2 separate regions of the Homo sapiens genome follow, and region 1 is linked to region 2. A link is a loop called in an ENCODE intact Hi-C map of the cell type or tissue named here. Cell type or tissue: ascending aorta. All regions are shown on one strand. Links, peaks and the distances in the headings refer to the core of each region. The heading gives the core; the rest is flanking DNA. Region 1 overlaps FOXP1 (forkhead box P1). Region 2 overlaps FOXP1 (forkhead box P1).

The links. Peaks named below come from ENCODE experiments on the same cell type or tissue, not always from the same donor. Only the 100,000 strongest peaks of a DNase experiment are listed, where the experiment ranks them.
Region 1: a loop joins it to region 2, with 2.5 times the contacts of the local background. A loop is called at or near these places in 3 of 110 quality-filtered maps.

What each region holds. Positions count from the first base shown.
Region 1 is chr3:71,157,934-71,174,232 of GRCh38, forward strand. All of the region lies in intron 6 of FOXP1 (forkhead box P1), which reads right to left. Among named protein-coding and RNA genes, the nearest start is that of FOXP1-AS1, 120 kb to the right of the region's middle. RefSeq lists a silencer at 7,794-7,943. In ascending aorta, for the core only: no CTCF peak of the experiment used is centred there; DNase peaks (open chromatin) are centred at 5,842 and 6,478; H3K4me3 peaks cover 1,843 bases; H3K27ac peaks cover 2,500 bases.
Region 2 is chr3:71,219,538-71,235,836 of GRCh38, forward strand. All of the region lies in intron 5 of FOXP1 (forkhead box P1), which reads right to left. Among named protein-coding and RNA genes, the nearest start is that of FOXP1-AS1, 62 kb to the right of the region's middle. RefSeq lists enhancers at 6,930-7,430, 8,624-10,268. In ascending aorta, for the core only: no CTCF peak of the experiment used is centred there; DNase peaks (open chromatin) are centred at 6,604, 6,875 and 7,394; H3K4me3 peaks cover 2,163 bases; H3K27ac peaks cover 2,500 bases.

The DNA of each region.
Region 1 (16,299 bases), core at 5,493-7,992, 63 kb before region 2:
AAAAATTAGCCTGGTGTGGTGGTGTGTGCCTGTAGTCCCAGCTACTGGGGAGGCTGAGGCGGGAGGATCGCTTGAGCTTGGAGGGCAGAGGTTACAGTGAGCCAAGATTGCACCACTGCACTCCAGCCTGGGTGGGAGGGTAAGACGAAAGAAGGAAGGAAGGAAGGAAGGAAGGGAGGGAGGGAGGGAGGGAGGGAGGGAGGGAGGCAGGGAAGGAGGGAGGGAGGCAGGGAAGGAAGGAAGGAGGGAAGGAGGGAGGGAAAGAAAGAAAGGGAAAGAAAGAAAAAAGAAAGACAGAAGAGAGACAGAAAGAGTGAGTGAGTGCCTGAAGGGGAGAAGTCAGGTAGTAGATCAATAAATAAAAGTGGTAACTGCAGAGCCTGAGCTTGTTAGAAGACACAAGTAGATGATATAATAAATAGTGCCCAGGGAATGTTACCCACTTACCTGCAGAAAGGGAAAGACAAGTTGCAGACAAAGTTAGGAGGCCCCTGAGCTGTCCCTCTGAGGCACTCATCCTAAGGTATGGATGACAAAGACACTGCCATTTAGGCAGGGGTGAGCAGGGATCATGAAACCAATGAGAGCTCAGTAATCAAAGCATGTTCCCTTTTCACTGTCTGCTGAATGCTCTGCTCTAAAACTTTTCATATATGGTACAGGCAACAGAGAAAGTCTTCATGTAAATAACATAACAGAAGTAAACTAAAAGGACTCCAAATTAACATACAGATAAACACAGACTGAAAGGTAAAGTCATTTGACCTCTGGAATTCTCTTTCAGCCCACAGACCAAAAAAAAAAAAAAAAAAAGGTAAATGGTGATCACAAATCCTGATATGTTACGTTGTCAAAGGTTGGCTTGAATGTGGAAATAAACAGTTGAAAAGGGCCAAGCAAGGTGGCTCATGCCTGTAATCCCAGCACTTTGGGGGGCCAAGGTGGGTCATCACTTGAGCCCAGGAGTTCGAGACCAGCCTGGACAACATAGGGAGACCCCTACCTCTACAAACAATACAAAAATGATCTGGGCAAGATGGCGCATGCCTTTGGTCCCAAATACTCTGGAGGCTGAGGTAGGAGAATCCCTGGAGCCCAGGAGGTCGAGGTGCAGTAAGCCATGATTGCAACACTGCACTTCAGCTTAGGTGACAGGGCGGAACCCTATCTCAAAAAAAAAAAAAAAAAAAAAAAGTTGAAAAGTACTTCAAAATTAAAAGAAAAACAACGCATGAAAATCAGCAGAAACTGAGAGTAATGTATAAAGGACCTGCTTCCTGATTTCACGTTTTTAGAAAACTGTAAAAGATTGGAGAGAATCCAGAGAAGGGCAAGTAAAATGATTAAGAGGATGGAAAATGGAGCCTCCGAGGAAAGGTTAAAAGGGTTATGATGGTTTAGCCTGAAAAAGAGAAGGCTAAGGGGTGACTTAATAACTGCCTTCAAGTATATGACAGGTTATTACAAAGGAGATGCCAACAAGTTATTTTCTATAACAAGAGAGGACAGAGGAAATTGCCTTAAATTGCAGCAGAAGAAAGAGAGCTAGCAAGTGAATTGAGTAAGATTCAAGAGTAAGTTCCTTGACCGGACCCAGCTTCATCAAGGGAGGCTGGCGAATTTCTCTTCCTGGAGAGCTTTTTACACAAATAACCCATTCTCTTTGATTATAAATAGCCCTTACTGGGTACAGTGAGGTGGAGTTGAGACCAACTGACCTTCAGCAGTCCTTTCTATGATATTTCAACTTTTGGTTCATAAATGCAGGAAGGCTTTACTAATATTCCATTTCCTACCTTACAAGAGGTTTAAAAAAAATCAAGATCTAGGAAGATCCACACACAATGGGTTTATCAATGATAATACTTTATAACACAATAAAATGGATGCAACTTTTCCACTGATTTTTTATGACAATAAACATAAGCAAAAGAAGAACTAATTAACACAGTTACGCTCATAAGAAAAATTAGCCCAAATGTAAGACAGCCACAGGTCCTGATTCTGCTGAATTACAGATTAAGTGTAGAACTGTCATGCACATGTGCTAAATTCAAGCTGAACACAAGGATTCTGTTCACTTCCTTCAAGAAGAGGCATTTACTGCAGAAGGCTCAAGAACCAATAAAAAAGGTAATTTCGCAGTATCTCCACTGTGTCCCAATCAACCAAAGGGCCGAAGGCAGCTCCATCCTCACCACGCTGTTCTTGCCACCCGGCTGGTTTTCAATTGACACTGCCGTGTATGTATTTCTTTTTTTTTTCCCCAACTTGGGCCTATTGGGGTTTTGTAAAACACTGCAACTCCACACTAGCCTGTTGGTCTCTGTTTGGGCTGTGGTCAAAGGTAAAGGATGATTTACACTCCTAGAGATAACTGGTCTCAGCATTGGCTCTAGGTGGAGGTGAGGATTCTAAATGCAAGAGAAAATTTAAGGTAAGAGGGAGCTGGTCAGGTACTGGGAAAACTTTGGCCACTGGGTTGTTTATCTGTGGTCCTGAAAAGTGATCCTGAAGAGCAAATGCTGATAATCTTGTGAAAATCAAGTGATAAACCACTGTTGGCGTTAAGTGAAAACAGATATTTCCACTTGAGTTCCAGAGAATTCTAAAACCCTACTACCCCAAATGGTAGCAACTAGCCACATGTGGCTATTTAAATTAATTAATTACAATTAAATAAGAATAAAGAAGTCAGTTCCTCAGTTGCACTCACATTTCAGGTGCTCCATAGCTACATTGGCTAGTGGTTACCTCATGGGACTGCACAGATAAATCAACAATTCCATGACCAATGCACAGCATTTTATTGGGCATCTGTTCTAGAATACTGAAGGCTGAGACTTGAAAAATCAGCCAGATAATTAATACAAATGTAGAAACGAAGGCCTCCACAGAGAATGTTACTTGCTCAAATAGTTAATGATCATCTTTCCCCCAACCTCATACCAATGTAGATTGAACTACAGAAGCCTGAGAGAGGTCAGAAGTCACTGAGTCATGGGGGCCTTAGGAAAGACCAAAGACGGGAGTGACTGAACTTAAGGAATTTCCCAGGTACAAAGCATAGAGTATAAACATATTCTAGGAGTAAGATATAGCATAAGCAAAGAGAAGCACTAATCATTTTTGTGGGTTTCTGAGTCACACGTGCCTGACATTTTAGAAGGTCTAAGAAAATGTAGAATAAGAATGGGAGGATAAATTGAGGCTTGCTTTCCAAGGTTCCCGCTTCAGTTCCCTATTCCTTTGTAACAAACTATCCTAAAACGCAGAAGGCTTAAAATAACAATTTGTTTTTTCTCAAAATTCTGGGGATTGGCTGGGCTCAGCTAGGCGATTCTTTGGTTGGGGTAATTTATGCAGCTGCATTCAGCTGGTAGCTCATCTGGGCCTCCAAGATGTGGGTACTTCAGTTCTTCCTGTCTGTCTCTTTCTCTTTCTCATCCTCCCTCCTCTCTCTCCACGTGACCTCTCATCATTCAGCCATTTGGCCCAAGCTTCCTGACACAGCAGTGGCAAGCATGTTCCTACAGAACAAAGAGAAAGCCACCAGGCTTGGAACTGGCACAGTGTCACTTCCACTGCATTCTACTGCCCAAAGCAAGTGAAAAGCGCAGCTGCCCAGAGTAAATGTGAGAAGGCACTTAGACTCTACCTCTTGAAGAAAGGAATGGAAAAGAATGTGTGGCCACTTTTAATCCACCTGATTCCCTGCATGTCAAGCAAGAGAATTTAAGCTCAATTTCCTAAGAAACAGGGAGCAAGACAATGATGCCATCAGAGTTGTGCTTTACAGAGAATAACCAAATTTTGATGAGTGGGATGAACAAAAACAGTGGATACAGAGATCTGTTAAGTGGTTATAATTTTAGCATCACTTAACAACACATTCAGATGTCCTTAGAGGGAATGGGGAAGTCACAAGAACCACTACATAGATAAAAATCAACAGTGATGAGCACCTATAACTGAAGGCACTGGAGAGAAACTGAGCCAACATTCCACATCACAGCAACTAAAAGAAGGATGCATTATTCACCCAAAAGGGAAAAGCTCCCTTAGTATAGATAAGTTTCAGTTCTGGACCAATTGAGGAAAAATCCCTACCCGCAGTTTATGTGCAGAGTCAAAAAGAATAATGATAGCCACAGGCCAATCGAAGTAGACACCAAGCATACAGCCAGATGTACCTTAAGTGCTTTTTAACCTGGTTTCAATCATCACTTACAATTTTTTAAAATTCTGCTGAACAGGTAGCTCCTCTGAATTAGAAAGTTAAACAGCATTTACCATTAGCAAGCCATTATTTGGAGAGCTGAAACCATATACTAAATTACAGGGTATAAGAGATGCTTAGCTAACTGAAACCTGGCCAAAATACTAGGACAAATGCAACTAAATACTAGCCCAGAATTCTGATTAACCACTGCTTCCCACAGCCTTTGTTCATACATCTCTACTGATATAAGCATTGTCCATATGATCCTTTTAGAAGTTTTATTCTGACTGAAGGGGGAGCCAGTACCATTAAGACATCCAATGTTAAGATGGTTAAGACTTTTTGAATAACTGCCCATTCCAATCCAATATCTATTGGGTTCCTACTATTTGTCAAGCACCAAGGATATAGCAGAGAACGTCATAAACAAGGTCCCCACCTTATTGGAACTTACATTCAGTGGCAAAAGTCAAACTGATAGAGACAGGAGGCACAGAAACTTAGACAGGGGCAGGTGTCTGGTGAAGCCCCACCCATTGTTACTTGCCAACATGTGGAAAAAGAACCCAAAAAGCTTCCTTTGGAACATAGTACCCCTTTATCCACATATGTTAATTAATCAAAGCCCACAGATTAATGAGGTAGGAGACCTTGTCTACTGATAGTCTAGCTACTGGGTACTTGAGTTGAAGGCTGATCTCTTCATTTTTATTTTTTACATTTGATAAAATCTTCCCGGTAGCATTTATTATTCCAGTTACGGCTGTCATCATTTTTCCAAGTACCATCATATGTCTTTCCCCATTAGAAGATGTATCAATGCAACAGAAAGAAACTGAAAAAAGCAAGCTGGTGTTCCATCTAAAATGTGTTTTCTGTAATTATATGCACAAACAAATACAAACTAGAAAGAAAACGGACTTTGAGTTAGAGAACTTTGACGGTAACTAGGATTGGTTTCAACCAAAACGATGCACGTGAATAACAGTTAAATTAGTGGATCTGCTTCCCAAATCTTTTTTTCCAGGCACATCCAGGGTATGTCTTTAACAGTCCTGATACTTCAATGAAAAATTGAGGTGCCAATGATTTATAGGTGAAATTAATGTTAAATACTTCAAAGGAGTGGACAAATAAGTCAGCAGCAAAAATTTTATGAGTTCACTTCCTTCAAGGGAACTTAGAGAGCGGGATTTTATTGCTGTGAATTCTGGTCACCCTTTCTACCCCTCAGCATCTGTTTGAAATATGTAGTAGACAATTGCTTTTTTGGCTGTGACTCAGGTGGTGGAAACACAGGACAAACAGACTACTGTATATAAGCTTTCCTCCAGCACTGAAAAATTTTATTAACTCTCTTGCATAGCAAACGTGGCGGCTGCTCAGTGCCCAATCTCTGCAGCATTATCAAGGAATTTGGCTAATTATGAATCGTGCTGGCCAAGCAAGAGGTGACCATGTTGAAACTTGTCAACTCGATATTTTCTCACATTTCAGAACAAGCAGGGAAACAACAACAACAACAAAACCTTATATTCTGTTTAGTTCATCATTCCTATGTGTAAAATTCCAAGTTAAATATTACATGTGAGCTTGCTACATAAATATGTCAGTCTTGCCACCGAGGCCAGCCAAAACAAACAGTTTCAAGCAGTCCCACAGTTTAGAGCGGTAGAGTTTTCATAGAAGCCATGCACTTGCCCCCTTTTAATCAGTTTTTTAAATTTTTCTCCCATGACAATAGAAAAGTTAGAAAGTAGTCCACAGAGAGTGTGGAGAAAGGGCTTGCTCTCCTTCACAATGGCGACTGTGAGAAGATCAAGGGCTGAATGTCTGCCTGGCAGAACATGAGTCTGTCTGTAAAATTCTGCACAGACGAAAGCTCAATCCCATGCCATCAGTCCAATCCCCAAATAAAGAAACAGAGTTGGTTCCAAAGTAATGAGTAGCCTATATAATCAGATGGTTTCTCTTCCATGTTAGGGCTAGAAATAAACATGGATGCTACCTACAACTTAGACTGCTGTACTTATTTATTTATTTTTATTTTTTATTTTTTTTTGAAACAGAGTCTTGCTCAGTCGCCCAGGCTGGAGTGCAGTGGCGCAATCTCGGCTCACTGCAAGCTCCGCCTCCCGGGTTCATGCCATTCTCCTGCCTCAGCCTCCGGAGTAGCTGGGACTACAGGCGCCCGCCACCACGCCCGGAGAATTTTTTGTATTTTTAGTGGAGACAGGTTTTCACCATGTTAGCCAGGATGGTCTCGATCTCCTGACCTCGTGATCTGCCCGCCTCGGCCTCGCAAAGTGCTGGGATTATAGGCGTGAGGCACAGCGCCCGGTCCCGACTGCTCTATTTAAAGTAATGAAAGCACAGTTGGCTCCAAAGGAGAAAACACATTGCTAGAAACAGTGAATGGAATTTGAACAGAAACTTCCCAATATTAATTCCCAGAGACTAATACATTTTTATAGAAAGTCTATTCACAAAAGGGGAAAGATTATTTTCACCAAAATCTTGTAGCTAATCTCTTCACGTGTACACATTTTTTAGAGACCTGTTTTATGTTTTCTTATAATAAATCTATTGACCATTTTTTCAATGAATAAAGCTTACTTTCTCCCTTCATTCGGAAACTAAGAAATGTTTTATCATACAACCAACAGCAAACTTTCTTTGAACTTCAAATCCAATGTCCCCCCTCTTCCTACATTCCAGCGCATTATACTTGAAATTATTTGCCTCCAAAGTTATAAAGAAAAAAGAGAGTAGTTAAGATGACCAGAGTTACAACTGTTATTTTCTTCCTTAAACCAATTTACATAGCCCTTAAACAAATTTACATAGCCTTTTTCCTAGCTATCCCAAAATGTAGATTCTTCAAGGAATATTTCAGGCATTTAAACGGAAAGTGAACTCCCATGAATTTTGGCAAAAATAATGGAAACAAGGACTGAAACAAAAATATCCAATAAAACACTTTCTCTTTCCTGAAAGGGATGGAAAGGAAATAAAACACACCCTGAAAAGAAGATGATTTTATAAAACGTTACTAGGAATAGCTTTTACCAAATTGAAAGCTATTTTTTTGTAAAAAAAAAAAAAAAAAAAATCAAAACCTGTTTCCCAGAATGACTTCTCTAAAATCATCAGCAGCTCACGAATGTTTTTGTGTTTAATGAACGTTTACCTCATTTAAGCTTTCTTTATATTCAAAAAATTAAGGAGACCAATTCTGCCAAAAGGCATTTTTAATCATTTCGAATAAAAAACAAGTCAGTCACAAAGGACTAACCAGACATTTCAAAAGTGGTAATAATTTTTTCTTAGGTGTGAGAGCTGGTTTCGCTATATAAAAATTTCTATTGAAATGTTTGTTTTAACTAATGTATACCTTCCTTCCATGGGAGAAATTTCTTCGAAGACAGAAGTTTCTTGTCTTAATGGCTGGTTCTAAACCCCACCTTGCCTTGCCTTAAATTTGCCATGTGGTCCATGGAGGCAAACTAGGAGGGGGACAGGTGTCGATTTAAGCCAAACAAAACAAAAAAAGAAAAAATATGGCCAGAATGGTCTAGACATCACCCACCCAGAGGCATCCGAGACAACCAGAATGCCACATGGCATGCCACGAACCACTTGGAGGTCTGTGCAAAATTCATAGGTGAGGCAGGCAACAGGCTCCATCAGCCACCAGTCCAGGTTGTAGAATGAGAAGCAACGTGATCATCAAGTAACTGTGTTGCTGGTGGTAACAGAAGCACCACGTTTGAGCAACTGAACTCAATCTTTCACTTTGTATGAAGACAGAAGGCTAAACATTCTCACTGGATTGCTTGACATTAAGAAAACAAGTTCCCCAAAAGAATGACTCCAGGTTAAAACATTAGCCAAATTCTGGTGACCAATAATATCTTGGGAAGTAACAATCACTCTGAGAAACACTTAAGAAGACAGCCCAATACTTAGCGCCTCCTTGGCCCACTTGCCATTTTCTGTGTAGTATGTGCAGGGAGTCTTCCAGGAAAATGGGGGCACAGACACAGGAAGAAAAGGCAGCCCTTGCCTTCAAGGAGCTTACAGTCTTATGAGAGGAAAAGACAAGTACATGAGAGGAACACAAGCAAGTGGGGGGTGACAAGAGCCGCTAGCGTGACCATCACAGAGCCATGAATCATTAATGACACCTGGAAACCTGTTACGGCCCCCATCTTCCAAAGATTCACGCAGTTCCATTCTTTAAACTTTTCTTGAACTTTCTGTGTAATTAAACACCAAATTTGGCAACCCATGCTAATTTTGAAAGGCACTCCCTGGGAATTTAGTAAAAAGTTTAAACAACTTGTTTACATGTGTTTGGCCCATCTGTTTAAACTTCTTGTTTATTTTAATAGGAGCAACTCTTGGGTGCAAGCTCCTTTTGTGCTTGAGACCACTACTGGCCTCTTCTCCAGCTCTGTTTCCCTAATCTGCATTCTAAATCTCTTCTGTAAACAAAACTTGAATAACAACTTTTTATGATAAATGCTGAACACCTCCAAGATGACTGCTGCAAAATAAACTACTTTTACAACCAGAAAGCATTCTAAACACACAGAAAATACTTTTTTAATGCTGTCCTTTTCTTAAAAAAACAAAAAGCAAAAACAAAAACACACACAAAGAATTTTATTTTCTCTGTGTGTGTGTCTACATATATATGTTCTTGACGATCCTTCTGAATTGTGTGCATTCCCATCATGCTCCAGTGTTTTTCCAGCCCCGTAATGCCCTCACTTTTGATTGTGGAGATGATGTTGAAGTGCACAGGGTATTTACTGATCCGGTTATCTTGTTCTGTGACAGGCAGAATCAATCAATCAAGAGGCCAGCTTTGCACTTACATATTCCAGGCACATCTCCGCACTTCAGGATACGAGATCACAGTGTTATCCAGCCAAATTTGATCAACAAATGCAGTTCCCCTGTGCCACAGCAATCTCAGATGAAGATGTTATTATGTGGAACTGAGCAAAGTGATAAAGACAGTACAGCAGAGCCTGGAGAAGCCCGGCTGGACCGCACTGACAGCTTTTATATACGAAGGCGGTGATGTCCCTTTCTTTCAGATTATAAAAGTTCCCTTGATTTGAAGAAAATCACTCTGGACATATACAGGTGACCCCCAACCATTGCGTTTCCCCATCTATAACTAAAATCCTCAAGGAAGAAGCAACATACATTAGTATAACATTGCAGGCAAAATCCTTTAATAACAGGGCAGTATTTAAAGCGTAAGAGAGCACGTGTGAATTTTCAGAGAGCTTTTCTGATAGTTTCTTGTTGATGTTGTTATTATTATTGATTATTATTATTTGGTGAAAGCTAATGTCGGAAAGATGAAAAACATGGTTTTAGAACTTAATCAGTTACAAATAATTTTATTTATATCAAATCTCTGACACTGTGTGTCAGTGTCAATATTTTAAGTGGATCCCAAGAAAGTCTTAAGAGGATGTCTTACTGCACCAATAGCTTTCACTTCATTACTGCCCTGCAGTTATTTTACATTATTTAATCCCAAATCCCATCTTTTGGATTCTACCTTCCTCTTGCATTTTAAATCTTTAATGGGAGCCTCTGGCGGTCCATGGGTACAATGATTAGATACCTGCAGAGAGAAACTGAAAAATTAATCGTGGTTTCCATTTTATATTTTTGTATTACACTAAAAATTACTTACTTGTAGAGCTAACTTCTACACTCCTGCAATATGTTCCTTAACATTGCAAATGCTGAGAATGATTTCAGATAAAGCATGTCCAAACTGAGCCAGTAAACAGCCTTAAGTTATTCTTTGAGATTTGTATGCTGGGTTTTCATCCAAATTTCATTTCAAATAATTTTAATTAAGACGCATTTATTGATAGAGGTTTGTTACATGTGGCCTAAAACCAGGGCAAGAGTACCCCAGGCTAATCATAGGAATGACGTTAAAATTGTTTATTATCCTTTTATGAATTTTCCTGCTTAAATTACCGAATTTCGCAACTCTATGCAAAATGTGAAACACTGTAACCACATACAGTTTATTATAGAAACTGATGTATGCATTAATCTGACCTTTACCTAAATACCTCCTTAACCACAAGGAATGAGTTTAAAAGAAAAAAAAAACAAAACAAAGTCAGCTATCACATCATGAGTACCATCAAACTGCTAAATCTATTAACTTTGTTTTCTTTTTTCACTATTATTAAACTGGAAAGAAAAATTCAACTGGAAAATTGTGCCTTGTCGGTTCCCTTGTCATCATGTAATAAGTATGAGAAATATATGTGCAATGGCCAAATGGCCGGTAGACAAAACACCCACTCTAAGTGACGTACTGTTTTCCATACCACTCAGACAAAATCAAAACAACAGAACTGCTGCAAACAAAAACAAAATAACATTTCCCATCAGCATTCCAGACAGAAAATTTACAGGAAAAGAAGCTGGGAAAAGAACCAGAATGAAATAACTGCTCATACCTCCACTCTTGGTAGAGCCATTTCTTCAGACAAACAGCACTTACTTGAACAGTGAAATGTTTAACAATTGATAAAATGTTTGCCAGTGCTGGAAAACTTTTTTCCCCCGTTTTTAGGCAAACATTTGCACTGTTTAAAGTGATGAAGTACTTCTATAGAACCAAGGGGCCTAGATTTTTCTTTTTTTAAACAGGGGAAACTTAAGATAAGGAAAGAGACAGGTTATAGATGGGTACAGAGGTAACTTTGCGATTTAATTACTTCTCCTTTCACAGAGAAATAGAGAAGAGTTTCTCAGTGCTGCTGAGCCCGCATGGGAGGAGAGCGTAAAACTCACTTGAAAAAGTGAAGATGAGCTCTTTTTACAGCTGAGTCACATTTATGTAACTTGATTAAGGTGCCAGCATCCTGGAAGTTACTGGATCAGGGTTAAGCATAGATACCTGCTCATAAACTGAGGTGGTGCCGTGACTATCAACAGCTGTATTTGACTATTTCATCGAGTCAGTTTACAGTGTCTCCATCACAGTGGACGCCTGTCAGCTGCACTCTTGCTAACACAATTCCTGTGTTTTGCCTGGCAGTAAATGGACGCCTCTGCCCTAGCGTCTTCTAAACAACTCCGTTAACATTTGCCCCCGAGCGTCTCTCTCTTTGTCCAGTCCCTGTCTTCTAACAGATGTCATCCAAGCCTAATCAAGCATAAAATGGTCATAAATATTTCTTTCTGGTAGATTTCACATTCACATTTCATGCAGGGACATGATATTTTTCTGCTACCTCCAGGGAGAGCCTAATGCAAAAACCAGTTACTTACATTCTAGCCTCATGTTCCTTTAGTAAAATGCAGAGCATGTTCTCAGTTCAAAGACATAAAAAGGTGTAAGACTTTATCTTCTGGCTTTTGTTTAACTGCACCTTTTATCTTTCCTTCCTCCCCCACCGCCCCCCGCAAATGTATCTTCATCTTATAGTTTATCCTGATGCATTAGAAATGTTCTTTTGTGCCTGAGAAAATATAAAACAGGGTCTAAAATGAGCCCATGTCTACCATATTTCAGTTACTTTAGGTTTTCAACATTAGGCTCCTTAATTACTGGCTAAAAAATTACTGGCAAAAAAAAAAAAAAAAGATTTTTTGCTCAGATATGTAATTCAAATAACAAGCTATTTAAAGAGTAGATAAGAAGAAGGCTCTTCTATTTTGGTTCATTTTACGCACAATTTTGCAACCTCCATCATATTTAGTTAAAACGATGGGATGAATCGAATGTACAAATTTAAGTTTCATGCCAATTAGCATTGAAAAAAGAAAAGATAATCACGAGATAGGCCCCATTTCCAATACTTAAACTTTGATCAAGCAGGGGGAGCTACTCCAGATAATTAATCAGCCTGCTTAATGAGAGGAGAACTGGTAATCAGCACAATCGTATTTATCTTCAGCAAACTTAGTAAATAATGAGTCTTAATCTAAAATAAAACTGTCCTAATAATACTTTCAAGGCCATATGTCTGTGTTTCTCTTTCCTATCCCTTTTGTCAAAACAAAAATCTTATATTGCTATTTAAAGTGAACTGCAAAACACTTAGCGGTATATATCACAACAATGACGCTCCCCCCACGCCCTCACTCCGTTGAGCCTAATATTTGATTACTGCTAGTCAAATCAAGCTTTCAGGCAAATAATCTCCATTTTTAAAGTTAATGAGATATGGTCATGTCGACAACAGCTTGCAGAAACTTTTAATTTTAATTCCTGCAGGCTGTGCTGGCCTCTTTTACAGCAACTACTGTATGAATGAGTCAAATTTGCCAACATGGCTTATGTAGACAAGTGCACACTAATTAAAAATACCCACTGGTATCATAATTTAAATACCATGAAAATAAACTGTGAAAGTCGCTCGGATCCAGTCTTCATGGTTTCCTTGGAGTGTGCTTCTTTTGACTATAGGATGTTTTATTGCTCGCGTATTCTTAGCTGAAAACCATTTTGCATCTTTGAGGAATTTGGGATTTTGATGTAATTATACAATTTGTGTTAATATTTGTTTCGCATAAGCTGTTAAGCAGGCCTCCCAGAACGACCACTAATTGAGAAAACCATATTGCTGAGGCATGCGGCAAATTTATACTCTTGATTCAGCGTCCATCTACAACTTCCTTCCATGGGGCCGTCTCTTTCCTCTCTGAGCTCCAGCCACAATGAATTCAAAATAAAAACACAGTTGTTTTAGTCCGTCTTTCTTTTCTTCTTTTTGTTTGAGTTTTCACTCTTTATAATATCTGTACTTTAACTGGTCTTCTTCCAAACCAGGAAGGCGGGCATGATTCTTCACCTAAAACTAACTGCAAAATGCTGCTATAACTTCTTTTCAGCCATCCATCCATCCAGCCTTCCATCCATTCATACAAATACACACTCACTTTTTTTTTTTTTTAATTTAAATAATTTTTTGGCTAGGGAATTTCTGAGTCTGCCTTTGCTGGGATAAAAGTACATTTTATACAGGGTAAAAAGTTGGCATCGTGAGGGTTAAAGCTATTTGAGGGGTTAAATATGCAATTACCGCTCACTAAAACCAGAGAGACATATAGATAAATAGAAGAAATGAAGTCCCCAGGTTCCCTTCAGAAGCCTCCATCACATTACTACCAGACAGAAACTCTTTAAGTACCATTTTCAGATGTTAAATCATTGTTCGCGCTGCACATATTTTCGCTATTCCTGGGGGAACAATATCTGAAGAGAGCGTGCTAACAAATGCAATCCCGTAAACAGGCATTTTTCCTCTTGTTGTTAGTACCTTTGTATTCCCGCTCCCGGCTCTGTCATCCATGGCTTCTCTCTGCTTTGAAGTTAAAGTACTGAATGAGCAGTGTCATCTATTATCCAGAGTGTGCATGTAGATTATAAATAAGAAATAAAAGTGACTTTCAGTACACTGCTTTTGCATTAGCAAGTTGCCTCCTCTCTTACCTCCTCTGTCCTTCATACTTGCAACCAACAATCTATTAGCAACCTGAATTTCAGGGTTTCTTTCAGAGGGAGACACAGACTGGAAAATGTGTATGTAACAACGTGAAAAGTTGTATTGACACACAGGGCTGGGGTCTGGGCCAGGCCTCTGCATTCACCTTTTCTATCTTTAACCCTATCTTACAGATGTCCTTCAGGACGTGTGTCTGGTGATGGGACCGGCTCTTCATTTACATTTTTCTGTTGACAAACAGAGTCCATGAATATTAATTATTCTGAAGTTTATTTGCAGAAAAGGCACTTTCTAATCCTTATCAATTATTTATTAAAAATCTCCCCCACCTAATAATCTCATTAACATTATTATACTAAGGCCAACAGCAAATATTCCTTTGATAAGTAACAACCCAACCTGCTATCCTTCCTGCCAAATCTCATGTAGCCTCCTTTGCTTAATCATGGATATCGTGGCTTTTGTTTTCTGGAAGCTCGAGGGTAGTCCTCCATTACTTTTTTTTTAATACAAGAAAATTCACAAACAGTGCCTTTTGTTATAAAATGAAAAGTTTCTGATACATTACACTAAAGGAAAAGAACAAAAATCTTGGAAAAATAGAATATGCCTGCTTTTTAATGCCCTGTTGGTTATGTGCAGAATTACTCAACAGAAATCCCAAGGAACTAAATCCCTGCAGTCCTACAACAACATGAAGGGTCTCGAGGGAATCCATCGGGTTTCAAAATATGTGAGAGTCTCAAAGAATGTAAAGCAAATGAAAATCGCATCCAATAATGGTGACACCTACATTTATGTAGTGTTTCATTGCTTACCAGGCATTTTGACCTATAACACTTCACTTGCTTCCTCTAATACTCCTCTGAGGTGTGCAGGGCAGTTATTATTAACCTTATTTTACAGATGAAAAAACTGAGGCTAAGCAACTGCCTAAGGTCACCAGGACAGAAGGCAGGAGGGCAGGGACTCCGAATCCTAGGTTTTCTCACCAAGAGTTTTGCATCCCACCTTGTTGATTGGTCCTGTGTTCAAAATGAGGATTTCCTTCTATCTTCCTTCCCTCTTCCTTCTGGATTCACTGTTGGTATTTTTACTTGTTGCTGGGAAATTTCGTTAGCTGCCTGGAATTCCATTTTTAAAGGGCTGCCCTGCCCACTGATTTGTGAGGTACCACCTTCCCCCAAAATTACTGAAGCGCCAATTGTCTCAAACTGAGTCTGATTTCTAGTTTACTCAGAAACTTAAGATAGGAGAAGCAACATACAGTTTCAGAGGCAAAAGTAAACTTAGAAATGAAGTCGTATCCAGAGGCTCAAAGAGTGAGTGACTTGCTTCAAATCACAGGGTAAGTTACAGCAGCAACACTCAGGCTGGCTGAAACCTCTATCAACATTCTCAGATTTTTCGCAAGAGCCCATGCATTTTGCAAACTTGAGAGATTGCTTTTTTTTCCCTATTGGTCCAGAGGTCACCTTTTTTCCCCCTCTACTGAAAGTTTCTCATCTATTGCCTAAGAAAATGAGTCAGTATCCCTAAAGATTTCTGAAAAATCATCATAGTTGGATAGGAATAATCAGCCAGTAAGATATTTCATGAGACTGTCTCAACCCCAGTCTCCATTCTCTTCTCCTCACCATCACTACCCAATCAGCCTGACTCTATTCACAAAATTTCTAGAATGGGAACTGCCTCAATTTAGAAAAAAAAGAAAAAATTCACACACACACACACACACACACACACACACACACACACTTTTTGCCTTAGTTCTTGCCCTGCATAAAAAGTCCTGCAAGCATAGGATAGCATGATCTTCTGATGCAACATATTAGCTGTCATACATTAGTAAAACCATACATTAGACATGGAGAAGCAGAAGGCCTAGGCCAAAGTTAAGATGCTACACATTCCAGTTAGAAATTCAGTGAAAGGCAACTTTAAAGTGAGGGTGGGGGTGTGGGTGACAATAGGCCAGTTCATGAAGACTATGAATATCTAGTAAGGAATTACCGAGGTTATCTCCTGCATGGCTGATAACAATTAGATGTGGAGATGAGGGCTGAAGTCATCTCACCAGGGATTGCTGGCATATTCTGGGAAGTCTAAGCCTCTTTCCAACAGCATTCAAGAAAACATGGGCTTGAAGTCATCAGGAAAACCACAATGAAGGAAGCTTTAAGGAATGGGAGTTGGGAAACCAACCATGGTGGGAAGGATGAAATGGGGAAGTTTTTGTTGTAATTGTTGTTGAAGAAGAAAGTGACAAAATAAAGTTACCAATCTTACAGTATCATGTGATTAGCAGGGGAACTTTACCACCCTCTACACAGAAAAAATACCCATCTATGCATGGTCTAGGAAGGGTTTTGCAAACTACTGCCCTAGTCCTCTGTTTTTGTAAGTAAAGTTTTACTAGAACACAGACAGATCCATTATTTATGTAAGATCTATAGCTGCTTTCATATGGAGTATTTGTGACAGAAAGAACAGCCTCCAAAGCCAAAAACAATTTTTTTACTACTTAAAAGAAAATTTAGAGTTTACAGATCCTTATTGTAGAAAGAT
Region 2 (16,299 bases), core at 6,402-8,901:
GAAATCGAAATACAGATCAAGTATTTCCAATGAAATTTTAATGTCTGAATTGAGATGATTTTTCAAAAACTTAGTATGAAAGAAGAAAATGAAAAATGTGTCTTTCATATATTTTTAATACTGATTACAAGCTGAAATTATATTTTGGGCAAGTTGGATTAAATAGAATAATACTATAATTTGTATCTTATTCTTTTTACTTTTTTGAATCCAGTTACCAGAAAATTTAAAATTCCTTGTGTGGCTCTCCTTTTATTTCTACTGTGCAGTGCTGCGTGCAGCACACACTTCAGGATCTGGCCTACCTGCCCCTGCAGTGCTCTCCCCACTCTCTCTCTCTCCTGTTTCCACCCTATCTATCTACACTGTAGCCACACTTAACAACCAGCTGCTTCTCAGGCATGCAGAGTACTCCAAGGCCTTTCTGTCTCTACCTCTCCGCCTCCACCATGAACCCTGGTGGGGCTGATTCCTACTGAACCTCACAACTCACCTCTAGCCATGAAAGTTTTTGCAGACCACCTCCACCACCAGATCTGGAAGAGCCCCATCAAGTTTTATACTAAACTCTTGCAGAGTAATCATTATACTACATTCTAGTTTTCTGAATGTTTACCTGTAAGCTAGGGATCATGTCTTGCCCCTAACAGGATACCAGGCAGTTTGATAAATAATTTAATGTCAGACGAGTGAATGAATGAATGAATGAATGAAATATTATACAGCTAGAATGAAAGACCTGGTAACTGATTATAGGAACTGAGGCAACATGAATGACATTTCTCAGCCCAAGTGACGCTTTTGTGAGAATGGCCAAGTGAGGGAACAGGCCACTTTCAGAGTAAAGCAGAAATGAAAACAAAAGCTAGCAGGGAGGCATCAACACAGAGGTGACACTTGAAAGGGAATGAGTCAGATGGTGAGGGGAGGGCCAGCACCCTGGCTTACGCCTGTAATCTCTGCACTTTGGGAGGCTGAAGCAGGTGGATCGCCTGAGCTTAGGAGTTTGAGATCACCCTGGGCAACATAGCAAAACTCTGTCTCTATCAAAAATACAAAAAAAAAATTAGCCAGGTGTGGCAGTGCACGCCTGTAGTCCCAACTACTTGGGAGGCTGAGGTGGGAGGATCACCTGAGCCTGGGAGGTGGAGGTTGCAGTGAGCCGAGATCGCACCACTGCGATCCAACCTGGGTGACTGAGTGAGACCCTGTCTCAAAATAAAATAAAATAAAATAAAATAAAATAAAATAAAAGATTATGAGGAGAAAAGAAGGGTCCTCAGAACAAACCATAGGTAATTCCTGTACTTAGGAAACAGGAAGAATAACATTTACTAAGTTCTGGTCCTCACAACTACTTTGTGAGGTACATATTAATCCTCTTTTTTTTTTCTTTTAAAGAAGAAAACCTGTAGGCCAAGAATACTTAGACTTAGACACACATATATAAAGCTAGCAGACAAAAATATGAGCATCAAACTCATCCAATCTCCACCCACTACATTTTAGAGCGGGGTCCCCAGCTCCCCAAGGGTCTGGGGCCTGTTAGGAACCGGTCGGTAAAGCAGGAGGTGAGCAGCAGGTGAGTGGGCATCACCGCCTGAGCTCCGCCTCCTGTTGGATCAGCAGCTGCATTAGATTCTCATAGGAGCAGGAACCCTATTGTGAAACGTGCATGAGAGGGATCTAGGTTGCTTGCTCCTTAATCATCCCCAACTCTTCCCCTCTCCTGGTCAGAAAAATTGTCTTCCACGAAACTGGTCCTTGGTGCCAAAAATGTTGGGGTCCACTGTTCTAGAGGCACATTCCAGGGTAGAGTCTTGGAGAGTGACAGAAGACTTAGAAGGGAGTTTCAAAGAAGGAAGAGGTGGCTAATGGTTTCAAGTGGCTTAGAGAAGTGGAGGATGATACGAAGATGGCGAAGCAAAAGGGAGATCCCCCATCCAACATCAAATACCTTCATCCTTCTGCCCTCCCTTCTTTCCTTCTGAAAATAAGAGGCTGTTCACTTTCTACATTCACTCTGAAACCTGTGTCTTCCAGGCTTATATTCTTCCAGCACCAACCTCCTTCTCTCTACCGCATCTCTACCGCCTCCCGCATTTTAGTCTATATATAAATATACTCAAGGCACTCAGACCAAAACTATTCTGGGTTACTCTTCTATCCCTCTAGTTCCCATCCTGCAACCTCTTTCCTCCATGCAGCTAAGCTTTTTGGAAGGGTCCTGTCTCTATGTTTCTACCTCTTACTTACAACTCTGCGTTGCAGACTCAATGCTTATGGCTAGGACAGTAGTTCCTCAACTCTGAAGCCAATCAGAACAAAGTCCTTCGTCCGGGTGCAGTGGTTCACACCTGTAATCCTAGCACTTTGGGAGGCCGAGGCAGGCGGATCACGAGGTGAAGAGATCGAGACCATCCTGGCCAACACGGTAAAACCCTGTCTCTACTAAAAATACAAAAATTACCTGGGCATGGTGGCGTGCGCCAGTAGTCCCAGCTACTCAGGAGGCTGAGGCAAGAGAATCGCTTGAACCCGGGAGGTGAAGGTTGCAGTGAGCCGAGATTGCGACACTGCACTCCAGCCTGGTGCCAGAGCGAGATTCCGTATCAAAAAAACAAACAAACAAACAAACAAAAACCCAAGTCCTTCACCCAGATCCATGAGAGGGGCTGGGGCGGAACCCTGGAGGCAGCATTCACAACACGCTGGCGGTCCCTGGACACACCTGGTAACACTGCCAAGCCCAAGAGACCAGAGGGTGTCTGTCACACCTGACATGGAGGCCACTTTGAAAATTCTTCCATGGCTTCCCTGATAGCACATCCTCTGGTGCTCAGCCTGATTCAAAAACCCTTCACTCCCTTGGTATTTTTATTTTTATTTTTATTTTTTTGAGATGGAGTCTCGCTCTGTCGCCCAGGCTGGAGTGCAGTGGCGCGATCTCAGCTCACTGCAACCTCTGCCTCTCAGGTTCAAGCAATTCTCATGCCTTAGCCTCCAGAGTAGCTGGGATTACAGGTGCCCGCCACCACGCCTGGCTACCTTTTGTATGTTTCGTAGAGATGGGGTTTCACCATGTTGGCCAGGCTAGTCTCGAACTCCTGACCTCAGGTTATCTGCCTGCCTTGGCCTCCCAAAGCCTTGGTCTTTTTCAAATACTTCACTGTCTTCCCCAACCCATTCGCTGTTGGTGTTCCTCAAGGTCCCCTTGCCCTCCACATATACTTCACCTTTGCCTACTCATTGATGATCACAGATTGGATCCCCAACAAGCCCTTCTCTCCTTTACCGATTATTTCTACCACTTAAGTTCATCAGGCTCCCAAACTCAACATTCTTTCCTCCAACCTGCTACTTTGCCTGATCAGGGAAAGGTCACTGTCAACTCCTTTGATGTTCAGTCTTTCATCAGGACCTGGCAATTCTTAATCTTATATATTGAATAAATTTTTCCCCTTTCTTTTCATCACCACTACGATCATCCAGCTGTCATCATCTTTCTCCTGAAATCCTCAAAGAACCTTCAGCTGAACCACAAACACCATTAAAAACAAAAACCATTCTGATCAAGTCACTCCCTTGCCAGGAAAGCTCCCCAAGCTCCCCCATTCTAAAAAGAGTCTCAACTCCTTTGAATGGAATAACAGGTCTCCTGTATAATTTCCCAGACTTCTTTCCTGCTTCCTCCTCCACGAACCCAGCACTTTTCCTAGTTAGTTGCTGTTTTCCAAACATACCTTACTCTTTCATACCTACATTATGCTATTCTCCTCCTCTTGGAGGCACTTTTTTCCTACATTGACCTGAATTCCTATGAATGCTTTCAAACCCAGTTCAAATATTACCTTTAAAAAGAAAATATTTCATTCTAGCCGGGTGCGGTGGCTCATGCCTGTAATCCCAGCACTTTGGGAGGCTAAGGTGGGTGGATCACAAGGTCAGGAGATCGAGACCATCCTGGCTAATATGATGAAACCCAGTCTCTACTAAAAATACAAAAAATTAGCCGAGTGTAATGGCAGACGCCTGTAGTCCCAGCTACTCGGGAGACTGAGGCAGGAGAATGGCCTGAACCCAGGAGACGGAGCTTGCAGTGAGTAGAGATTGCACCACCGCACTCCGGCCTGGTGACAGAGCGAGACTACGTCTCAAAAAAAAAAAAAAAAAAAGAAAATATTTCATTCTAAAGTACTCGAGATGCATTTTATTTTTATGCTGACCAAAGGTCAGGTTCATTGCAATATGATAGTGACCAGATGGCTCTCCGCTCAGGCCAGGAGTACCCCATTACTGCTTCAGTAAAGCCTAATAGTACTGGATACTTAGGAGTCACTCAGCAGAAGTTTGCTGGATGGATGGATAGGTGGATAGCTCATGGGCAATGGAAGGATGGAGAGTCTAGGCTTGGATAATCACGCTCCCTAGTATGGCAGCTGGTCAGTGAGTTGCTAATTTCTTCCTCCTCATAGACTAAGGAGGTGATCAAAGAAGAAGAAGTTGGAGATTCTGAATTTAGAGGAATTAAGATTAACGAGTTGTACCATCTGTATAGTAAAAGAAGAATCAAATCATCTGCTGAAATCTGGTGAGGATATAGCAGAGGCTCAAGGGTGGTGGTCAAGTTCTAGGATCATCACTGTAGTGAATGAGAGGACTCTAAAACCATAAACACTGGGATTGATGAGCCCATGAGGGATTGCTCAGTTACGTCTAGGATGCAGAACTGCATACAGGGACTCAGCATGGTTTTGGGAGAGCTACCAGCCATACTCATTCCCTTAGGAAGAAGAGTAGATGTGATCGTAGATGGAGTTGGGGGTTGCGAGAGCCACTGCAGTGGCAGAAGAAGGGATAAGGGAGGGAGAGATGGTATAGAGGGTACTACTGAAATGGCTACTTATGGACTCTCTGCTGGGTGTGGAGGGATGTGGATACAGGACAGTGATTAAGTACAATCCGCACAAGTGATGGGCAAGAGGCAGAGATGGGAAGCTGTGATCAAACGGAGGACTGGAAGTGTCTCAGAAAACATACACAGCAAAAAACCAGTGAGACTGGACAAGCTTCTAAAATTATCCAGCAAGTCAAAGGGAGAGGGCCCAGCACCCAGCACAGTGACACATAGTAGGTGGACATTTGTTGAATAAACAAATCAATGACCAGATGGGACAGAACCATCCCCTCACCCAGTGGTTCTATGTGAGTTGCCAGCATCAAATTAGAAAATAATCACAGATTAGCACTGTAGGCCAAGGACACCCGACAGACTGGTTGTTGTGACAAGGTTATATTTGACATTATTCTAACATGATAATGTAGGCAATGTGTTTAAGAGAATTAGAAATACTCAGCTACAACGGTACCCAAATCTGCCAGGACTTGGCACATCACAGTCAATATTTTGAATGAGTGAATGAGTGCCTAAGTGGATGAATGAATGATAGAATATACATGACCTATACAATACCTGCAATAAAACACAGCCACCTTCAAAACCACACTCAAGGAACAATATTCACAAAGCCAGACTGAACAAGCAACATTGGATAAGGAGTTAAGGCATCTTGTTTCTCAAAAATTTCAATGATACAAAGGCACTAGCTGGGAGGCGGCAGTGTGAGAGAAGTAAAGATGCCTGTGATTCTGTTGCCATGTTATTCCAACACATTTGCGGCATAAATGCTAAGCTGTCAATCCCCTTTGCCTGGATAGCCACAGTTCAGAAGTGGCTCAATCTGATCAGCAGTGAGCTCTCTATTTAATACCTCTTACTTCATAAACTACTAGTGTAGCTCAATTCTCTGAACAACTGGAAAGGAAACAGAGCTGATAAGAGAATTAATACTTTCTTCCCAAATCACATCATCTAGGATAATAAAAGCATGTTAAACAAATAACTCTTAAAAGAAGTAGGAGAAAAACATTTTAACGTGAAGCTCTAAGCGATACTGATGTTTATAATTATGACGAGGAAGGAAAAAAATTTCTGAGCTGTCATAATTGCTAATGCTACGGATTTGTTCCCTGTAGAATTCTGTAAGATAAACAGAGATTTGCATATTTTGAAGGTATTTTGTCTGTCTGTTAAACACTCCTGTTACTGTAAAGATGTTTTTCCTTGCCAGAAATAGCTAGCGATTTTTCTCATCTCATTTCTAGTTCTCTGCCCACTTGCTTTCCCCTCCCTAGGTTTTGGGAGTTCTCCCTCAAATACTAATGGTGGAGGAAACAAATCTTTTGAACAGTGGAGACATGAACAGAAACCCAATCACATCTATGGAAAGGAGCTGGATATGAGGACATATTAGTGCAGAGGAAGAACGGGTGCAGCAAAGAGAGACTGGGCACGGGGGCCCAAGACGGACTGAGAAAAATCATGTCTTCAGATATTTAGGCAACACTGAGTTTCAGAGGGCTTACCAAAAAAAACTTTCACTTTCTAGAAACAAATGGTAGCTTTGCAAGCTGAGTGATGCCAAGTTTTAAACAGCCTGGTTCAGATTCAGGAGAGACAGGGGCAGAGAAAAAACTTCTGAGACACTACTTCTATTTTTACAGTCACTTTGCTTAGACATCAAGGGCATGGGCACTTTTTTGGCAGCCTGTGCTGCTGGACGCCTCTGAGGAAAAGAAGTTGAAATTACATCAATTGAATCTTCCCATTTCCTAGAGCTAACTCAAGTCCCTCTGGTTAGGAACTGGTGTGTCTTGCTTTGGCTCTTGAGGTCTGAAATGGTAACAATCTTGGGCTCTTTCTTGCAGGGGAGGCTGGGATTCTTCAAAGTACAGATCCTTGTTCTAAGCCTAGATGGATGAGGCTGACATCAGAGCATTGCCTTTTCAGTTTGGGCTACTTGCCTCAGGCCCAGATGTGACTCCTGCCAGCCTCACTGCTCAACTCCACCCGGCAGCCATCCTGAAAATGCCCGTCACCTATGCAAGAGCCTCTTCCAGGCACAAGTGATGGCAGGGTCTACTCTGGGGGTCCCTATTGCTTCCCGGGGTTCTCTCTCTCTCTCTCTCTCTCCTGTCTCTCTCCCTCTCACTCCCTCCCTACCCCCTTCTGCATCTCATTCTGGCTCAATCTCTTTCACTCTGTCTCACCCTGTCACACAGTCTCTTTCCCTTTCAGTTTGCCATCTTCCTCTTAGTATCCCTTTCTCTCTGCTTGTCATTTTCCTCTCGCAGTCTTGCTCTCCACCTCCATCTCACATCCTGTCTCGCTGAGTCTCTCTTTTGCTCACTCCCCGCACGCACTACCTTGCTCGTTCTCAGGCTCCCTGCAAGGGCACTAAGTGCGCTGTTCACCGGCCAAGAAGAGGGATCCTGTACAGTCACACTGGTCAGACTGGGGTAAGAGCCAAAGCACGCAGGATGTCAGACGGCAGCTGACAGTCCCCTCTGATGACAGGGCAGAGCGCACAGGACGACTCTGGTTTGGCTGTGGGTGGGGAGAGTCATTTTGGTCTTCGTGGTAATGGCGGTGCCGGGCCTCCTGGACCACATGAGAAGGCTGGTGCGGTTCTAGCGATGCAGTGGTTCTCACACTCTTAGTCATCCTTCCACTGACACACAGTGGCTCAGAGCCCACTGCAGTCCCCTGCTCTTGTCTAAGTCTGCCTTTACAGCCCCACAGGCACGCGACCATGGTGACATCGGGCAGCTTTTATGATCCTCATGTCTCCTCGGATCCCCTTCCCACACAACTCTAAGATTCGGAACACAAATAGCGTTTACGTGAAGACCACGACCACAGGGCATCAAAAATTACCGTGTCTTCCTATTGGAAGCAACAGAGCCCTCTGATATAATGAGTCTGTAAACATACACTTGTCAAAACAAATTGAAAACACTCTCCCGCCAAAGAAACCCCCCAGAAAACTATTAGTCAATTTGAAATTATTCTAAGGTCCAGCTTAGTCTAGAGCTTATCTAACGGTCTATTGAGTTCTCAGTAAGTCATGTGAAAGGAAGTCCTATGATAACATTTCCTGAGACTTCTAGACATTTGATTAAGGAGTTATAAATCTTACAGTCTGACTTGTCACAAGCAGAGTGAGATTACACCCAGGGCTGTCAAGATTAAGTAAACTTGTCTTGTTCTCTTACAGGTCTTTCTCAGCCTTATACCATAGATTAAAGATTTGTTTTGAGATTAAAAAATGGTTACCATCATGCTCAATGTTTTTAAAAAAAAAAAAAAACAGTCAAAGGAGTATAAAGTGACAATTTTCAATCTTCACATCCTGAAACGTATTTACCTGCTATTCATCGGCAAGATTTTAATAAGCAGTAAGTAAAGAGGAAGGAGGAGTGCCTTCTGGGCTAGTCCAAAACTGTTGCCAGATTAATTCATTACAGCTAAAATGAATAACTATATTAAATCGAAGAATGTGTATGACTATGCAGCTCCCGATCTTCCAGTAACCAATTCCAAGAATGTGGTGGAATCAAATCAATATCATGGTGGGGCGGGTGGGGGGCGGGGGAGGTGTCCAGAAACCTCTTTGCAGAAGCCCCTGTCAAATTATATTGCTAATTTTGAATTGACACATTATTCTAGGAATGACCAGCAGTTACCATCAGCAAACCTGTGGAGACTGAGGTTTGAATCCAACACATCACGGAAAGAGAGGATATTTAGGGAGTTCTAGGTCACTGGGATGCTTCCTCAGTTTAGTGACAAGAGATTTGGTACCTAAGTGGAGAACTTACTGTTTTCAATTCTCTATACGCACCGAAATTATTGGGTTAAATAAAGACATGACAAGCCATAAATCAACCTGCTTTTTTTTTTTTCCTGTGGAGTTTTTACTCAGGTGTACTCTAAATGTGCATTAAACTGCAGCTCCATTAAGCAGTTACAATGAAGGTAAAGGGCACAAGGCTAAACACCACAGGACCTTGTATGGATCTCATAGCTTTAATGGAATCAGGTTTTTAACAACTCTTTTTTCGTTAAATACAGTCAGTGTCAGGAAGATGCGTCCCACTCATAAAGCAGCGCAATGACAATGTACAGTGGCACTAACACAAGGACATAGTTCATCATGACATTTCCAGCAATTCCCAACTGATTAGGGTCATTATGTTGGAGGTCTGATTTATGTTGTCATTTCCTCTCACCGATCCTGCATCAATGAATCTTAATGAATTGGTAAATAAGGGTGAAGATTACACTCTATGACACTGAAACATTCCTCATTCTCAACACCCGAGATTTATGTAGCCAATTAGTGACTAACAGAGAAAATTGGCTGGCAGAAAAATAATATTCTTTATGGTACAAAATGGAAAAAGCTTTCTCGTTGAAGGGCAATGCCACAGCAAAAGTCCATAAAGTAGCTTGATATGTGGAAACACAAAAGATGTTTAAAATGTGCTCTAAGAGGGTTTCCTAGTAAAATGCTTTTACTGTTGGTTGTTTTTTTTTTTTTTGATGTCTCATTTTTTAAAGGTTATTGGTTTAATGAGCAGACCTGTATTTTATAAAGGGGGAAAGTTGGCCTTTTAAGGGGAAAGAGTTAAGTACACCCCTATATTATACAAATGCTAATGCTTTGTATTTACTGGGAGAATGGGAAAAATAAGCAAAGACGACACCAGTTTTTCCCCCAGTTTTAGCCGAGATACCAGTTTCTCCTGACTTCTTGCAGACAGGTAGCCATAATGATTTGTACATAATCAGAGAACATTAAAATCTTTCATTCTGATTAATTACTAGTAAGTGTACTTAAAGTACTGAGCATGTTTCAAATACCAGAACTTTTTAATTTAAAAAATAGCCTAATCATTAACACAGAAATCACTCAGCTTACTAGTATTATTTTACATTCACCTGTTCCTGACCTCATTATAAAACCAGATGAAATGACTGTCATAAACAGGAAAAAAAGGTAAAAATTCCCCAATGAAACATAATTCAGAAAATCTTGGCTTCACCTAGTGCTTGAAGCGTAACCCTATGGAGTGTGTTCATGAATGCAAAGCATAGCTTCAGAGTCATTACTGCTTAAGTATATACTTAATGTTGAATACTGTCAGGGAAAAAAAGGGTTCTCAAAATCCACGTATTTATTCAGATTTCATCATACAGGCTCCACACTATCCTTGTAGAATATGCAAATGGGCCGTGTCTCTTTCTTTCAGCTGTTTTCTAGTCAATGTCAAGAATGGAGCTTTGAAATTTAAAAAAAAATAAAATAAACGCCGGAAGTTGGATCAGCTACAATGGGTTCTCCGTACCATCTCCTTAAGGTACCCACTGTCTAGTAAACAACAACAACAACAAGAGCTAATCTGCACTGACAGAGGAGCCCATTCTGTTCAGTTCTGGAAAGCTCCACGGCCACTCGAGTATCCTCCTTGAGGGTTACTGCTTCATCTAGGACTTAGGGATAATTGTGCCACTTCTGTCAAGCTCAGATTATCTCAGTGGCGCTGCAACCTCCAGGACTCCCTGGAAACTTGCTACTCACAATTAGAGCTCCTAAGGCAGCCTCAAGTTCTACAAGGTGTGCCAAACAGCAGGGCTGCAGGAAAAGATACCAGCAGCCAAAGCAGACACCACTGGGGAGGGGTGGGTGGGGGATAAAGGAGAAAAAGACAAAACAAAACCTTGCAAAGGCCGCAGGCTTACAAGAGCGTCACTGTGCGGCTGTGAAGTGTTCAGAGATGCCAAGCAAACTGTGTAGCTTTTCAAATGGATCGCTTTCTTTAAAAACTGCTGTTCTTTGAACCAATTTCTCATAGAACAAATGCAGTGAAATTCTAAGGGCATGTGGTGCTCCTGACTTCTGGTGCCAAGAAGCCTCTACTTACATAGCAGAATGCCTTGGGCAGACAAAACTGCCCTCAGAGGTAGTACTGTGTGTTCAATGCCCATGAATGATTAAAGTCTTTAAAACCCTCCTCTACCTGGAAACAAAGGAACAGGAGGGGGTTAAATGCATCTCCTTTACCTATGACAGTAAACAGATAGTATTTTAAAGTGCAAAGTGCAACTACCATCCAAAAAAGAATAATTAAGCACAAATATATTAGTAGTTAATCCGTAGCTAAAAACCAACATCTAAAGTCTGCTAAGCCAAACCTGTGAGTAAAGTAATACTCGGGGAAGAAAGAAAGATTGGTGCATAAACTCAAGAGTACAGGGCTCACTGTGAATTCTCAAAACTGGGAAGAGCCAAGAGAAAACTCTACACATGTTTTATTTTAAAATTACTATTTGATACTGATTCCAAAACGAAAGTGTTTTGTAAAATATTTTCACAGTAGGTGGCATCACTTATCAACTGTAGGAGGGGGGTGGTGGCTTGAAGCATTTTCCTTTATTAAGTTATCAAATAATCATTTAAATGGCTTTCACACATTCTGTTCCATTTGAGATACACCTACAAGTAAGACAGGCTTGCCAGAGAACGGGAAAAAATTCCAGTAGAGTCTGACTATCCAGATACTTGTTTTTCCCTCCGCTCTTTAATCATAAGAAGGGGAAAAAAGCAAGTTTGCAAATCTACTTTTTTTGTTAAGTAACAGATCATTTTGGTGAAAAATCATGTTTCTGCAGCTGACAGCAAAAGTCCCCTTTTCTTTCAATGAGGACAATTTGGTTTAAAATAGCTTCTTTACTTAAATGAACCATGAATCAATTTTATACATCCTGACAAGGAAAGATGAAGATGTAGGCTTTAAAACTCAAAAAATAACTAAACATAAGCACAGTGATGTTGAGACATGATAGCACCTGCAAACATGCTTCCTTCTTGTTTTGCATTCAAGAGAAACAAAGTGAACTGATTCTCCTTTTTACCTTATAAATACAATGAATCAAAAAACATGAATTCTGATGCTACAAATAAGACAGAACCAATCCACCTATAGCTACCTTATAGGAAAAAAAAATAGGAGAGATTTTCTAATCTTTCAAGAGAGAATTACTATAATTTATTATAAATGTCCAAAGAGGGGAAAAATACACAACACCAACTTGTTGACTCAGTGGTTATTTTGGAGAAACTATGAATTCTGGACACTTCAAATTTCCATGCATTAGGCAAAAAACATAAATGGACTACAAGCACTGTTTATCAGGCAACATTTTTAAACTATAAAGTTAAGACAGAAAAATTCCAGGGAAATATAAGTTAAAATAACGATGAAAGATGAGTGAATAGAAAAAGCCTCCCTATTTTTCTTTTTCATTATGGTGCATAAATAATTCTGGTAGATTCAACTAGATTATGGTCTATGGAGATATCAAAGAATGTAGGGTGTCAGGACCTAGATTCCTAGAAATTTAGAACGAGGGGAACAGGCAATTTGCCAAAGGGCAAAGAGTTCATACTTCAACGTTATCTCCTGTAGGAAGGCCACATCCATTTCCTGGGTGATCCTTCAATTGCATGTGCAAAGAATTATGTACCTAAGAAAGAGTTATACAGCTCAAAGAAGAACTGGTACTTGGCCTATTTCAGCATCGTCACCTGAAAGGGATTTCTGGGGGTTGTCTGTCTCTCTTGTCAGGTCACATCTGAAGAAAGAGCATGTGTTTAAAAAGCTCATTTGGAAGGGGCTAGGTGGCTTAGCAAACTGAGATAATATAAAAAGAATCTGATAGTATCAAAATAAAAGATGTGCCACTATTTATTAATAATATCTCATCAGCCAATTTCACATGTAGTAAATCACAACAATTAGAGAAGGGAGGGGAAATACATTTCAGTCAAGTGCTATCGATTATCAGTGGCTGGCACTCCTTGAGAGGAAGATTCATAGGCCACAGTCAGGCTTGCTGAGAAAAAGTACTGTGATCAATTAGCAATGTCTGCTATGAGAACTGACAGAGAGGAGAAGCAGCACTAATAATAGTTATTCTACCCATCTGCTAGCTGTCACTCTACAGGACCCCTCAACTGATGCTCCATGTCATCTCCATGGTAGTACACAAAAGCTACAGAAATAAATAATGATGTCTTCTTTACGGCAGGAAGCTTATTCACATCCATAGATCTCAAAAAATGAAACAGAGAATAGAAACTCCGACAAAAAAAACAAAAAGAAGATAGGGTCAGGGCTGGGTGTGGTGGCTCATGCCTGTAATCCCAACACTTTGGGAGGTGGAGGTGGGAGGATCCCTTGAGTTCAGGAGTTCGAGACCAGTCTGGGCAACACGGTAAAACCCTGTGTCTACCAAAAATACAAAAAATTTAGCCAATTGCAGTGATGCACACTTGTAGTCCCAGCTACTTGGGATGAAGAGGGAAGATCTCTTGAGCCCTGGCAATGGAAGTTATAACGAGCTGAGATCGTGCCACAGAGCAAAACTCTGTCTCAAAAAAAAAAAAAAAAAAAGCAAGAAAAATGGGGACCAGGTGCAGTGGTTCTCTACAATACTACTACCACCACCACCACCACCACGACTACTACTACTACTACTACTAATAATAATAAAAACATAAGCTAGGTGTGATGTGCCTCTAGTCCCAGCTACTCTGGAGGCTGAGGCAGGAGGATCGTTTGAACCCAGGAGGTTGGGGCTGCAGTGAGCTATGATTGCACAACTGCACTCCAGCCTAGGCAACAGAGTGAGACCCTATCTCCCCAAGAAAGAAAAGAAAAGAGGGAAAGAGAGAAAGCGAAAGAAATAGAAAGGTAAGAAAGGGAGAGAAGGGGAGGGAAGGCATGGGAGGGGAGGGAAGGGGAGAGGAGGGAAGGGGAGGAGAGAGGAGGGGAGGGAAGGGAAATGGTTTCCACTTTGTATCAAGAAAGGTCTATGGTCCAACTCATAAAAAACTGAGGGAGCAGGAGCTGAGCTTCTGTAAATCCACAGCTTACCATGATTGAAAGGAAGGTTAAAGCAGCTGCTATAGTTTTTTTTTGTTTTTGTTTTTGTTTTTTTGAGATGGAGTTTCACTCTTGTCACCCAGGCTAGAGTGCAATGGCGCGATCTCAGCTCACTGCAACCGCTGCCTCCGGGGTTCAAGAGATTCTCTCACCTCAGCCTCCTGAGTAGCTGGGATTACAAATGCCCACGACCATGTTTGACTCTTTTTTTTTTTTTTTTTTTTGGTATTTTTAGTAGAGACAGGGTTTCACCATATTGGCCAGGCTGACCTCAGATGATCTGCCTGCCTCGGCCTCGCACCCCCCCAGCTGGTGCTATAGTTTTATACATTGTATTCTCTGATTCCTGGGGACCCCAAGAAGGACAAAAGAGGATCAGGACTTGTATATTTTTGGAAAACAAGGAAGGCAGCTAAGAAAACTTTTTAAAATGCATAAAAGTGGAATCAAAAAGAGAACTTAAGACCTTGGTAAAATGGACATTCCTTTTAGCCCAAATCAAACATCATTACATGACAGAGAAATTTTGCTCTTTCTTCGAGGGTTTGTGTTCTCAATGTTCTCTGGAATTGCCGTTATTATCTGGGGTGGGAGGGCTGCTTCCAGTCCTGGTTTTTATACAACCCACACTGACCTTTGGTGGTGCAAACTTACTTCCAGACTGTTCAGTAGTGATGTTTCTCGCATGCCCATTTGGGGAGATGGAGGCAGAAGGGTATATCTTCAATGAAAAGTCATTAAAATCGCTTTTACATGTTTAATATTATAAGTAAAAAAAAAAAATAAGAAAAGTTTAAAGCATTAAATCAAAAAACCAAAAATCTTTTTGGATAACCAGATTATTTGCCAAATGGCTGTCAGGGACAAACACCTCAAAACACAACGGAGTAAAAGGACACTAACCATTCATTATATTCCAACTCGGAATTAATCCAATCAGCACACTCATCCTCCACCACTGGAGATCATCCGACAAAATGGACAAGCCAAGAGTACCAAAGACTGTCCTTCCAAAACATGTCCTCTGCCTTCACCCTTGCAAAAGAACTGACAATAAAATATGGGTGAGTGGGGGGAGGCGAGGATGCTCTTCAAATCCTTGGAGGCACAAGTTGCACCGCCTACAGAAAGTTTCGTCACCCCAAGGACATCCCCAAGAACAACTCTTTGATTTTGTTCAGAAAATGGGTGTGCTGTGGGCAGAGATGGAGGCTGTCCTCTCTGAGGTGTCTGCAAAGAAATGTTTAGTGCAGATGAGTCTAAGGCATTTTCCTCTCCAGTTATGCACAGGACAAAAGCTAACATTTACATTATTCCTCTGTGAATGTTCAAAGAGTGACATTAGGCCAACTGTGGATAAGATGATTGAAAATGGAAGCACTGTATGGAAAATATCAGGCAGTAATCATATCCAGGAGCCAGTGGCCCAGAGATAGAAACACCCTGAAAACCAATTGATACTAATGAATCTGCAGCTTCAGGGCAGAACAGGGCAGGAGGAGGGGTGAAAATTTTAAGCACTTAACAAGTAAGTGGGCGCATTTCATGCTGGGTACTGATCTTTGCCAGGACCCAGTCTTCCTATGGTCATCTCACATCTAATACCCTGTCCCTTGACTTCTGAAGGACCAAAAAGTAAAGTGAGATAATATCCCACTTGAATGTCTGCTTTTAATGGACAATGTGACAGCTATAATTTCCATGTGCTCATTCCAGTGAAGGCTTCCATTTATTCTGATGGGGAAAAAAAAAATCTTAGCAAAGCGACTGTAGATCTAAGTCCCCTTGGATTTTAAGGACTGGCATGGATGTTTAGGGAAAAACTTTTTGGTGTATAACTCACTTTTCTGTAGGGGTTGGGGTTACTGAAAATTTACAATTAAAATTATGCTTTCCCTAGATCATCTATATAATAAATAGAATGTAGGAAAGATGTGGATCTTTAATGAACACCGATTACGAAACCTCTAGAAAAAAATTAAAGACTCTTTTTATAAGCCAAACAACATTGCTTTGATTTGGCAACCATTGAATCTTGACATCTTCGGTTGAAGCTATGACATTTCTTACCTGCCTTTATGTAGTCAACAAGCTTCCTGAAGTCAGGGAGCCCACCACGCCTAATAAGGCAGGGATAAAATCAGTATTTGTTAAGTGATGTACATTCATAGAATGTTTCTCTTTTTTTTTTCTCTTGAAATGGAGTCTCACTCTGTTGCCCAGGCTGGAGTGCAGTGGTGCAATCTCAGCTCACTGCAACCTCCGCCTCCCAGGTTCAAGCGATTCTCCTACCTCAGCCTCCTAAGTAGTTGGGACTAAAGGTGCGTGCCACCATGCCCGGCTAATTTTTTGCATTTTTAGTAGAGATGGGGTTTCACCGTGTTAGCCAGGATGGTCTCTATCTCCTGACCTCATGATCCACCCGCCTCGGTCTCCCAAAGTGCTGGG